2 separate regions of the Homo sapiens genome follow, and region 1 is linked to region 2. The links are chromatin loops, found by intact Hi-C in ENCODE. Cell type or tissue: CD4-positive, alpha-beta T cell. All regions are shown on one strand. Links, peaks and the distances in the headings refer to the core of each region. The heading gives the core; the rest is flanking DNA. Region 1 has its middle 17 kb from the start of FAM238A. Region 2 overlaps PDSS1 (decaprenyl diphosphate synthase subunit 1).

What was found. A loop is a pair of places that touch in the nucleus more often than their neighbours do. Peaks named below come from ENCODE experiments on the same cell type or tissue, not always from the same donor. Only the 100,000 strongest peaks of a DNase experiment are listed, where the experiment ranks them.
Region 1: a loop joins it to region 2, with 2.6 times the contacts of the local background. A loop is called at or near these places in 5 of 110 quality-filtered maps.

The regions. Positions count from the first base shown.
Region 1 is chr10:26,603,881-26,609,270 of GRCh38, forward strand. No RefSeq gene overlaps it. Among named protein-coding and RNA genes, the nearest start is that of FAM238A, 17 kb to the left of the region's middle. In CD4-positive, alpha-beta T cell, for the core only: CTCF peaks have their summits at 2,760 and 2,969; a DNase peak (open chromatin) is centred at 2,641.
Region 2 is chr10:26,723,260-26,728,649 of GRCh38, forward strand. PDSS1 (decaprenyl diphosphate synthase subunit 1) reads left to right here. Exons shown (of 12, transcript NM_014317.5): 7 at 547-658; 8 at 755-864. Among named protein-coding and RNA genes, the nearest start is that of PDSS1, 28 kb to the left of the region's middle. In CD4-positive, alpha-beta T cell, for the core only: CTCF peaks have their summits at 3,039 (motif pointing right) and 3,240; a DNase peak (open chromatin) is centred at 3,032.

The DNA of each region.
Region 1 (5,390 bases), core at 297-5,296, 120 kb before region 2:
ATTTCTCGGGTTTTTAGCAATGTATGCTCTTTTAGGATCCTCTGATAAGTCACAAGAAGCATATAGGAAAACTTCAAAGGTGGGTCAAAAGATGACTAAAGGAGTGGAAATTAGTACAGGTAAGAAAAATCCAGAAAAGTAAAATTATGCATCCAGAAACAATACATAAGAGGCTTAGACACAGTATCATGGTCAAGCTTCTCCATGGCCAATAACCAAAGTAAAAGCAACAGAATTCAGCACAAGGGAGTTAACTTTCAGCAATGTGAGTTATTAAACTTCGAATGTGTCACCAAGAAAAATAATGGAATTCCCTTCTCGGTGACAGTTAAAATAATGGAAAAGCTTTAGGAAGAGCAAAAAATTTCCACAAGAATAGAAAAACATATTTTGCTATTATGTATTATGTTTACTTTAGAACTACTATGATAGAAATATTGGTATATGTAATGTGTGACGAAAGAATGTATGTGATCAAGTTATAAATGCTGCTCAAAAAAATCACATATACTGTCAGGATGTAGGAACACCTGTTCTTTTTTTCTAGGCATCTTTTAAGCAAAATAACTGCCTTGTCTATGCCTTGTTTAAGAAGTGGTGCATCTTAACTTCCTGTAACAAAATATTCTAATGGTTCTGCACTTCCTTTGCTAGCTTTAGTGTTTTAAATTCTAAGCAGTAATCTCCAGTGTTGGCAGGCCAACGAGAGAAAACAAGAGAATTGCCTTTCCTCTTTAAATGCTTACCACGTGGGGTTGTAAATTAGGTCAGCCATGTGGAAAGCAGTTCGGAGATTCTCCAAGAACTTAAAACGTAACTACTGTTCAACCCGGCAATCCCATTACTGGGTATATATCCAAAAGAAAACAAATCATTCTATCAACAACACACCTACGTTCGTCACAGCACTATTCACAATAGCAAAGACATGGAATCAAGTCAGTGACTATCAACTATGGGTTGGATAAAGAAAATGTGATACATATAAATCATGGAATACTATACAGCCATAAAAAAGAATGAAATCATGTTGGTGTGCTGCGCCCATTAACTTGTCATTTAGCATTAGGTATATCTCCTAATGCTATCCCTCCTCCCTCCCCCCACCCCACAACAGTCCCCGGTGTGTGACGTTCCCCTTCCTGTGTCCATGTGTTCTCATTGGTCAATTCCCACCTATGAGCGAGAACATGCGGTGTTTGGTTTTTTGTCCTTGCGATAGTTTGCTGAGAATGATGGTTTCCAGTTTCACCAACATGGCACATGTATACATAAGTAAGAAACCTGCACGTTGTGCACATGTACCCTAAAACTTAAAGTACAATAATAATAACATAAAAAAATTTAAAAAAAAAGAATGAAATCATGTCCTTTGAAGCAACATAGATATAGCTGTAGGCCATTATCCTAAATGAATTAACACAGCAACCGAAAACCAAATACTGCATATTCTCACTTATAAATGGGAGCTCAACATTGGGTACTCATGGACATAAAGATGGCAACAATAGACATTGGGGACTTCTGGGGAGCGGAAGCGTTGAAAAACGATTGGGTATTATGCTCACTACCTCGGTGAGGGGATCAGTCATACCCCAAACCTCAGGGTTATGCAATATGTCCATGTAATAAACCTCCACATTTCCCCTGAATCTAAAATAAAAGTTGCAATTATAAAATTAAAAAACAAATAAATAAATATTTCCCACGTATCTATTAGGTTCTTTGACATCCATCGAGGGATAATGTTGCTCTATGATGAAGTCAAATAATCCCCTGGAGATAAAAAGGACATAGTATCGGTGTCCCTCAGAACACAGCATCCAATATCCAGGTACCTAAATCCCTCGACATCTATGAATTCATTAGATCAGGCTCAAGATGTTAAAACTTGAAGAATAAGGTTTTACTGCCAAAACAGCCAAAAAGCAATATTTCTTCAATATCAATCAAAAATGAAAATATGTTTCTAAGATCATATGAGATTCTACCTTATGTTACAAATTTGATTACTTCAATAAACATCCATTGGGTACCTGCTGTACCTACTGTATGCTAAGCCCTGGGCAAGTGCTAGGAAAAAGAATGGTAAGACCCAGAACCCAGACCTCAAAGAGTACATGCTCTACTAGGGAAGAAGAACATATGAAGAAATCATGATGTTACATTATAATAAATGCAATACCAGAATTATATAAAATGAATAGCGATAACAGAGCAGAGAATGATTATTTGTGGTAGGTCATTTAAGGCTTCACACATGAGGTGACAAAAAATTGGCAAATGTCTGAGGTTAAAATATTTAAAGTTGTACCAGGATTCAGCAAACATGTAATAAATAAAATATATAAAGTGCAAATGTATCATACTTTCTATTCTCATTTTAACCAACTATTCTAGTTACCTGCCTAACCACTAGCATGGACTGCACTGAATAAGAGGAAATCTGGAAGCAAATTTCAGCTGTAGATATGATTTGGAAATCACTAAAACCCAGTTAAAATAGTAAGTGTAGATTAGCATTTGTCTAATATCTATCTATGTCTCATATGTATATACACACACCATACACTGTATATGAGAGTATGTCATATTAGCCAGTGGAGGCATGTCAAGGATGAAGTGCTTAATCATATGCATTAAATGCTAGGGAGATCCGTGAACTATAACTGAAACATGACCACTAGATGGAGCAATTTCAGTGACATGGTGTGAATCCAGGCAGAACTGACCCAGAAAGCAAATGGGTAGTTAGAAATAATGCCTTGTTCAATTCCCACCTATGAGTACATATGTAACTAACCTGCACATTGTGCACATGTACCCTAAAACTTAAAGTGTAATAATAACAAAATAAAAAATAAAAAAAAAAGAAATAATGCCTCGTGAAAGTAGACAACTCTCCACGGGCCAGGATGACCAGAAGCTCAGTAAATGTTGCTGAGGTAAGAGACAGAGCAGCTGTGACAAGTGCGATGACTTCTTTGCTCTTATACATTTCCTTCATTTTGTTCGCATATTCTTCCTGGTCCAAATCTGTATTTACTATGCTGAAAACTTTAATATAGGATCCATATTCTAAATGATCCTAGTTTGTGTAAGGCATTTTTTCTTAAGTATTTCCAATAACTTTTAAAAACTACATTAACTTTTAAAATGGAAACAGAACTCCTCGTAAAGAAGGTTTTTTTGTTTGAAGGAACATCTTGCTAAGTCTGCTTGAAGAAGACGGGATTTTGTAAGCACACATGCCAGCAGGTACCAAAATCTCGGAGAATGATGGAAGCCCCACTGTATGAAAGGGGAAGAATTGATTGCTTTTGCTCTTTTGAAAAAAAAAATTCCTCCTCCATCTTCCCTACAGAAATCTTCAGCAAGACGCTCTCTGTTCTTAAAGACGTTGTGTGCATTTGGTTTGCTGTTTGTGTTCATCCTTTTGATGAGGCTGAGTTTCACATCTGGGTCAGCCTAGTAGGAAATAGGTACTATCACACATATCAAAGCTGGAGTCCAGGTAGAGGGGAGACACAAGACAGAGGATACACCTGGGGAATCCCAGGAATTGGGAAGAGAGTTTTGGATTTCTGGAGGCTACAGAATTGAGCAATTTGAGTCACTTCCCGTACCTCCCCAGTGTATGAGTGGTACGGAGGCCCTCATCCGTAACTGGGGTGCATCCTACATTATAAGTTTTTTGAGAAACGGGACTGTTGGGTCTTATACTTCTTTTTCTAATCTCCTAAAAAACCTACATGGCATTAAGCACAATAGAAAATGTTACAAATATTTATTTGAAATATTGTATTTTATTTATAAGAAAACAGAAAATACTCAACTTCACAGCACATAAATAAGCATTTTTTCCAACTGTCTTGTACAATTTTTTAAAATGTAATTTCTTATTCAGACTTAAAAAAAGAAGAAAATCTTGCCATTTGCAACAACATGGATGAAGCTCAAGGACATTATGTTAAAGTGAAATAAGCCAGACACAGAAAGACAAATACTGCATAATCTCACTTATATGGGGAATCTAAAAAAGTCAAACTCATAGAAATAGAGAGTGTAATGGTGGTGAGCAGCGTCGATGAGGTAGGGGAAATGGGGAGATGTTGTTCAAAGGACACGAAGTTGCAGTTATAAGATGAATAAGTCCTGAAGACCAAATGGATAGACTGTGGTTGATAATAACACCTTGTACCTTTGAAATTTGCTAAGAGAGCAGATCTTAAGTATTCTCACCACAAAAAAGTAACTATGTGAGGTAATGTATATGTTAATTAGCTTCATTGTGGTAATCATTTCAAAACATATACATATATCAAAACATCACATTGTACACCTTAAATGTAAACAATTTTTAATGTCAATTATACTTGAGTAAAGCGGGGGGAAAATGGTCACTTTCATAGTTTAAAAAATGTAATTTTCTTAAATTCTTGGTCATCAATCATAGACTTATAAAATAAAACAAGCAACAAACAAAAATGTAATTTTCTAACCTCAGTAAATCTAGTTCACTAAAATGAGCCAAAATTTCTAATGATCCAACTCTGAACCATGATTCTGCAGCACACAGCACTACTGCGCCTTAAAGAGAAACATTTATTGGCCTGGCGTGGTGGCTCACACCTATAATCCCAGCAATTTGGGAGGCTGAGGTGGGTGGATCACGAGGTCAGGAGTTTGAGACCAGCCTGACCAACATGGTGAAATCCCGTCTCTACCAGCCTGACCAACATGGTGAAATCCCATCTCTACCAAAAATACAAAAAAAAAAAAAAATTAGCTGGGTGTGGTGGCAGGCGCCTGTAATCCCAGCTACTCAGGAGGCTGTGACAGCAGAATCACGTGAATCTGGGAAGGCTGAGGTTGCAGTGAGCCTAGATCATGCCACTGCACTCCCACCTAGGCAACAAGAGTGAGACTCCACCTCAAAAAAAAAAAAAGAGAAACATTTATTTTAAAAAATTATTTTAATAAAAAATAAAATAGTCCCTGAGATTATCAGAAAAATAACTAATTTACATCCATAAAGGATCAGGGGCATTTCTTTATTCCTTAAAGAATGAAACAGAATGTCCAGAATCACACTTTTACAGCCAGCAAGCCTCTAATCTAGCTAAAGGCTGAGAGAGGGGCTCCAAACTCTTGATTCCCCACTTGTCTCATCAATAGTGACTATTTCACTGTACTTGATCCTGAATAAGGGAATGAATTATTTATTTTGCATATGTCCTTAACATAAATACAATCAGTAAATACAACTCACGTTTCTTTCTCATAAGGAATGCTGTACTTACAGGTGTTTAGATGTCAAGATGAATTCCACACCAGGGTGACAGCCCCTGCCCTGTGGCTGCTGTCCTTCAATACAGTCCTGCACTCAC
Region 2 (5,390 bases), core at 223-5,222:
TGAAGAAGGGGGCAGAACTTTTTGAGCAGAAGGAACAGTAAGTGGAAAGGCACAAAGGAAGAATGAACATCCAGTGTAGTGAAACTGAAGGCAGCTGCATTTTGGTGGGGCTGGTGAGTGAAGCTGCTCTCCCTCTCCAGGCATTGATTTCTTCAGGTGTCAACTGGGGAGATGGACATGGTCATCTCTGAGAGCCAATACAGTTCAAGTACTGTCCCAAATCTGTAACCGATTATTAGAAACTGGGAAGAGTGACATGGTCATCTCTGAGAGCCAGTCCAGTTCAAACACTGTCCCAAATCTGTAACTGATTATTACGAACTGGGAAGTGACATGGTCATCTCTGAGAGCCAGTCCAGTTCAAACACTGTTCCAAATCTGTAACTGATTGTTACGGACTCCTGTTGAGGAAGAAGAAGGTAAAAAACCCTGCATCCAAGATGAGCCCCCACTTCCACGAAGCTCCCTTCCAGTCAGTTTCATCATTGGCTCTACTGCTCTGATGGATTTTTCAGAACGTTCTGTTTTCCCCCTGTCTTTTTCTAGGCTGTTCTTGCTGGAGATTTAATTCTTTCTGCAGCATCTATAGCTCTGGCACGAATTGGAAATACAACTGTTATATCTATTTTAACCCAAGTTATTGAAGATTTGGTGCGTGGTACGTTGATTCTGATTTTTCTTCTTTGTTATTCAACCCTGGTGTTTAGCCAGGCAATAAAGCCACCTCTCAAATGACTCCTTTCCTTCTTTATAGGTGAATTTCTTCAGCTCGGGTCAAAAGAAAATGAGAATGAAAGATTTGCACACTACCTTGAGAAGACATTCAAGAAGACCGCCAGCCTGATAGCCAACAGTTGTAAAGCAGTATGTACGTTCTGTCTTTCTTCAAGTTAAAGCCTCATAGCTCTTTTTTGGGAGCTAATTTTCCTAGAAAATATTTCGGTGAAGAATCTTAAAATAGTACCCAAAAATCCCAAGAGGTTAATGAGGAAAAGAATGACATCCCCAAACAATAGAGGACTTCTGCTGTGTTTTCATTTTTGCCATCTTCTTTTGGTATGCAGGCGTTGACTTTTCATCTTTTCTTCCCAAGAATTCAATCAAAATAAGCTTTCCCGCACCTTCCCCAATCTGATTGCCAAACTGTATCATTTTGAACAATTTATCATAATTTCTCTAATGATTGATATCACACACACTCTTTCTGACACTTCACCTTTTAGAAATGAAGTGCTCTGTTCTTTAATATAATATTTACTCAGGAAAAGATATCTGTTAGATTGTACTAGCATTCTATGAACTTTTTTTTGTTTTTTTGTTTTTTGTGTTTTTTTGAGACAGAGTCTTTTGCTGTGTGGCCCAGGCTACAAAGCAGTGGTGTGATCTTGGCTCACTACAACCTCCACCTCCCAGGTTCAGGCAATTCTCCTGCCTCAGCTTCCCTAGTAGCTGGGACCACAGGTGTGCGCCATCACACCCAGCTAATTTTTGTATTTTTCATAGGGATGGGGGTTTGCCATGTTGGCCGGGCTGGTCTCAAACTCCTGCCCTCAAGTGATCCACCCACCTTGGCCCTGCAAAGTACTGGGATTACAGGCATGAGCCATTGCACCTGGCCAATACATTGCACCTGGCCAATCCTTCTAATATTTTTACATGAAATATAAACAAGTCCTATTTCTTCAGAGTACAAATTGAGTATAAGCCATAACTGTTTTTCCCCTTGCTTTCTCCCTCCCTCCGCTGTGCATACACATGTATACATTTTTTTTTTAATGAGTAATACCTTTAATCCGTAGACAAATGTGTGGTATTCATCGTTAGTCCAAGAATGAAAAGCAGTCTCTCCATAGAATTGTTTATCTGCCCATCTCTAAGCCTGACAGATACACAGAGACAAAACCTGGACAAATGACATTCCCATGTAATTACAGCCACAAAATAAGGAAGACCTGTAAGGGTCGCATGTCAATTGCTGTCATGATAGACTCCTAACATAATTAACAGGTAAAGAGAGCTTTTGCTCAGACCTCTCAGATGAAAAAGTCTCTTGCTGTTAGTGTCTCTGTTTTGAAAAGTGTCAAGAAATGTATAATTGCAAGGCAGAAAAGAATGAGGACAATCTTTTCTTCCTAAAAAGACCTAATAGAAACTTTAAGGAATGTGAATTATGTAGAACATGCTAGCCACAGTCTCGACCACTTTTGTCTTTTTATTAAAAGGGCTATTATGTTTTTATTTCCAAGAAATTATGTGGGTTTTTTTTTTAAAGTGAGATGGAAGAAAGTATAGACACGAGATGCTAAATAAGAGAATAGCCTATTTTAAGTGGGTGCTCTAACACTTTTACAGTAATCCTTTACATATTATCATGCCCTTGATGGCCCAACTCTCCCTGAAGGTCAGGATCCATCCTCTTAACACATTAGGGTGCCTTAATATTACTTACTAATATTTATCCTTAAGAGGATGTGTTAAGTGAGGCTCATTGATAATTTCACAATTTGAGACTGCAAACTTAGAAGCATTAGCATGGTCAGGCAAGGTGGCTCACACCTGTAATCCCAGCATTTAGGGAGACTGAGGCGGAAGGTTTGCTTGTGACCAGAAGTTCAAGACCAACCTAGGCAACATAGCAAGATCCCCATCTCTACTTAAAAATAATGTTTAAAAAATAAAGTCTTAGAAGCATTAGTAGTAGTGAGACTATTGGAATTGGAAACACCAAGACTTACTGTCTGCACCATGCAGACATCCTGCAGGCACGGGGTGGGGCGGCACCAAATTGGAGCTAGCACAGAAATTCACTCAGTGATGGAAGCTTACAAAGGGTCCAAAGAAATGGACCTGAGTCATGATAGAGAGGTTTCCTTGTGGTCACTGTTTTCTGTTTAAGAAGCCAAAGATAATGCACAGGAATTCTTTTATAAAGATATGCACCTCATTCTTCAAAGATTAGCAGCTGAACGAACAGTGAACATGTTAACGTGGCTGGACCCTTATTAAAAATGAAATGTTTCATGCTGCCCACTAGGGGGCATGCTGGCATCGTCCCAGCACTACCTCCTTTTCATGTGGTTTATTCCTAAACTCCACAGCTCTTAGAATAATAAAGCAAAATGATAGTGTGAGCTATTTGAATAAAAGTTTCTATATTTAAGTGCCTATGGGTGGAAATATTCCAGAGGTGTTATGGATTCAAAATGGCTATTTTTACGTACTCTTGGTATTTAAAATGCAAAGCCATGCGAGCTCCAAATAAATGCATGCAAAGCAAATTAGACACACCAAAAAGAGGGGAGGAGGAGAACTGAAAGAGCAGAATTATTACAGAAGAAGAACTAATGGGATTGCAAAATGTATTGAGAATTGGAGGGAAACTTACAAGCTGCATTCTACTAAGGATACCATTTCTTCATCTCCCTTCCTTTTTTTAGTGAAAATAATATTAAAATCTAAGAGAGGGCTGTCTAGGGGGATTGTTTTGTGATTGACTGATATTAAAATAGAATCCATTTTAGGCCGGGCACGGTGGCTCACACCTGTAATCCTAACACTTTAGGAGGCCGAGGCGAGTGGATCACTTTAGTCCAGGATTTCAAGACCAGCCTGGCCAACATGGCAAAACCCCGTCTGTACTAAAAATACAAAAATTAGCCGGGCGTGGTGGTGCACGCCTGTAATGCCAGCTACTTGGGAAGCTGAGGCAGGAGAACCGCTTGAACCCGGGAGGTGGAGGTTGCAGTGAGCCAAGATCACTCCACTGCATTCCAGCCTGGGCAATAGAGCGAGAGTCTCTCAAAAAAAAAACAAACAAACCAGAATTCATGTTATTATCAAAAGATGACTTATTTATTTACATACTTACTCACTTGCAAAATACATTTTGTACTCATGCAAAATACATTTTGTAGTTTACTAATAAAGACAGTGGCTTGTTTCCCAGGAAATCTGGTGGAAATGAGACCTGAGAGGTCAGAGGGCCTGTCCAGTTGTTGTTAAGCCAGACAGTAGCTGAGTTGAGACTTGAACCCAGAGCTGGGTATGGTAATCCTGCCTTGTTTCTCTCTCTCTCTCTCTCTTTTTTTTTTTTTTTCTGAATTTCTATTTTCTCCAGGGCTGCTTGTGGCCTGGAATTAATGGGCTCTCTTCCTATTACTTGATTTTCAAAGCCTCAGAGTACCACTACAGAATTGCATATTGTGGGTCACATTAGCAGAACACTCTTTTTTTTTTTTTTTAATTCATTTTTTTGAGATGGAGTCTCGCTCTGTTGCCCAGGCTGGAGCGCAGTGGCATGATCTCAGCTCACTGCAACCTCCACCTCCCAGGTTCAAGTGATTCTCCCACCTCAGCCTCCCGAGTAGCTGGGATTACAGGTGCACACCACCACATGCCACACCTGGCCTCTTTTTTTTTTACAATATTCATATCTATCTATAGGCCTCATTCAGATCTTGCCAGTTGTGAACTGTTATAACGAAAGGGAAAACATATTTTTCTGTTCCAGCATCCAGTCCAGGATTTCACGTTGCATTTTGCTGTCATGACTCTGTAGTCTCTTGTCATCTAGAACAGTCTTTCTTTGCCTCTCATTACCTTGGTATTTGGAAGAGTGCAGGCCAGTTATGTTGTTGAGCCTCTCAGTCGGGCTTCTCTGATACTTCTCAAGATTCGATCCAGGTTATGAATATTTGGCAGGAATACCACAAGAGCGGTGCTGTCCTCAGCTCCTCATACCAGGAGGCGCGTGCTGTCTTGTCTGTCCCATTACTGGTGATGCATGCCTGGATCGCTTGATTAGGATACTGTCGGGCCGGGCACAGTGGCTCACGCCTGTAATCCCAGCACTTTGGAAGGCCGAGGTGGGCAGATTACCTGAGGTCAAGAGTTCAAGACCAGCCTGGCCAACATGGTAAAACCCCATCTCTACTAAAATTATAAAAAATTAGCTGGGCATGGTGGCGGGCACCTGTAATCTCAGCACTTTGGGAGGCCGAGGCAGGTAGATCACCTGAGGTCAAGAGTTTGACAAGCGTGGCCAACATAGTGAAACCATGTCTCTACTAAAAATACAAAAATTAGCCGGGCGTAGTGGCAGGCGCCTATAATCCCAGCTACTCTGGAGGCTGATACAGGAGAATTGCTTGAATCCGGGAGGCGGAGGTTGCAGTGAGCCGAGATTGCACCATTGCACTCAAGCCTGGGCAACAAGAGTGAAACTCCATCTCAAAAAAAAAAGATACTGTCTGCCAGGTTTCTTCAATCTAAAATTACTATTTTAACCTATTTTGGGCAAAGTATTTTCAGATTATGTAAATATTATTCTGATGGTTGTCAAATGGCTGTTTTTCTATTTTCATCATTTCTTCTATATCACTCTTCTACAA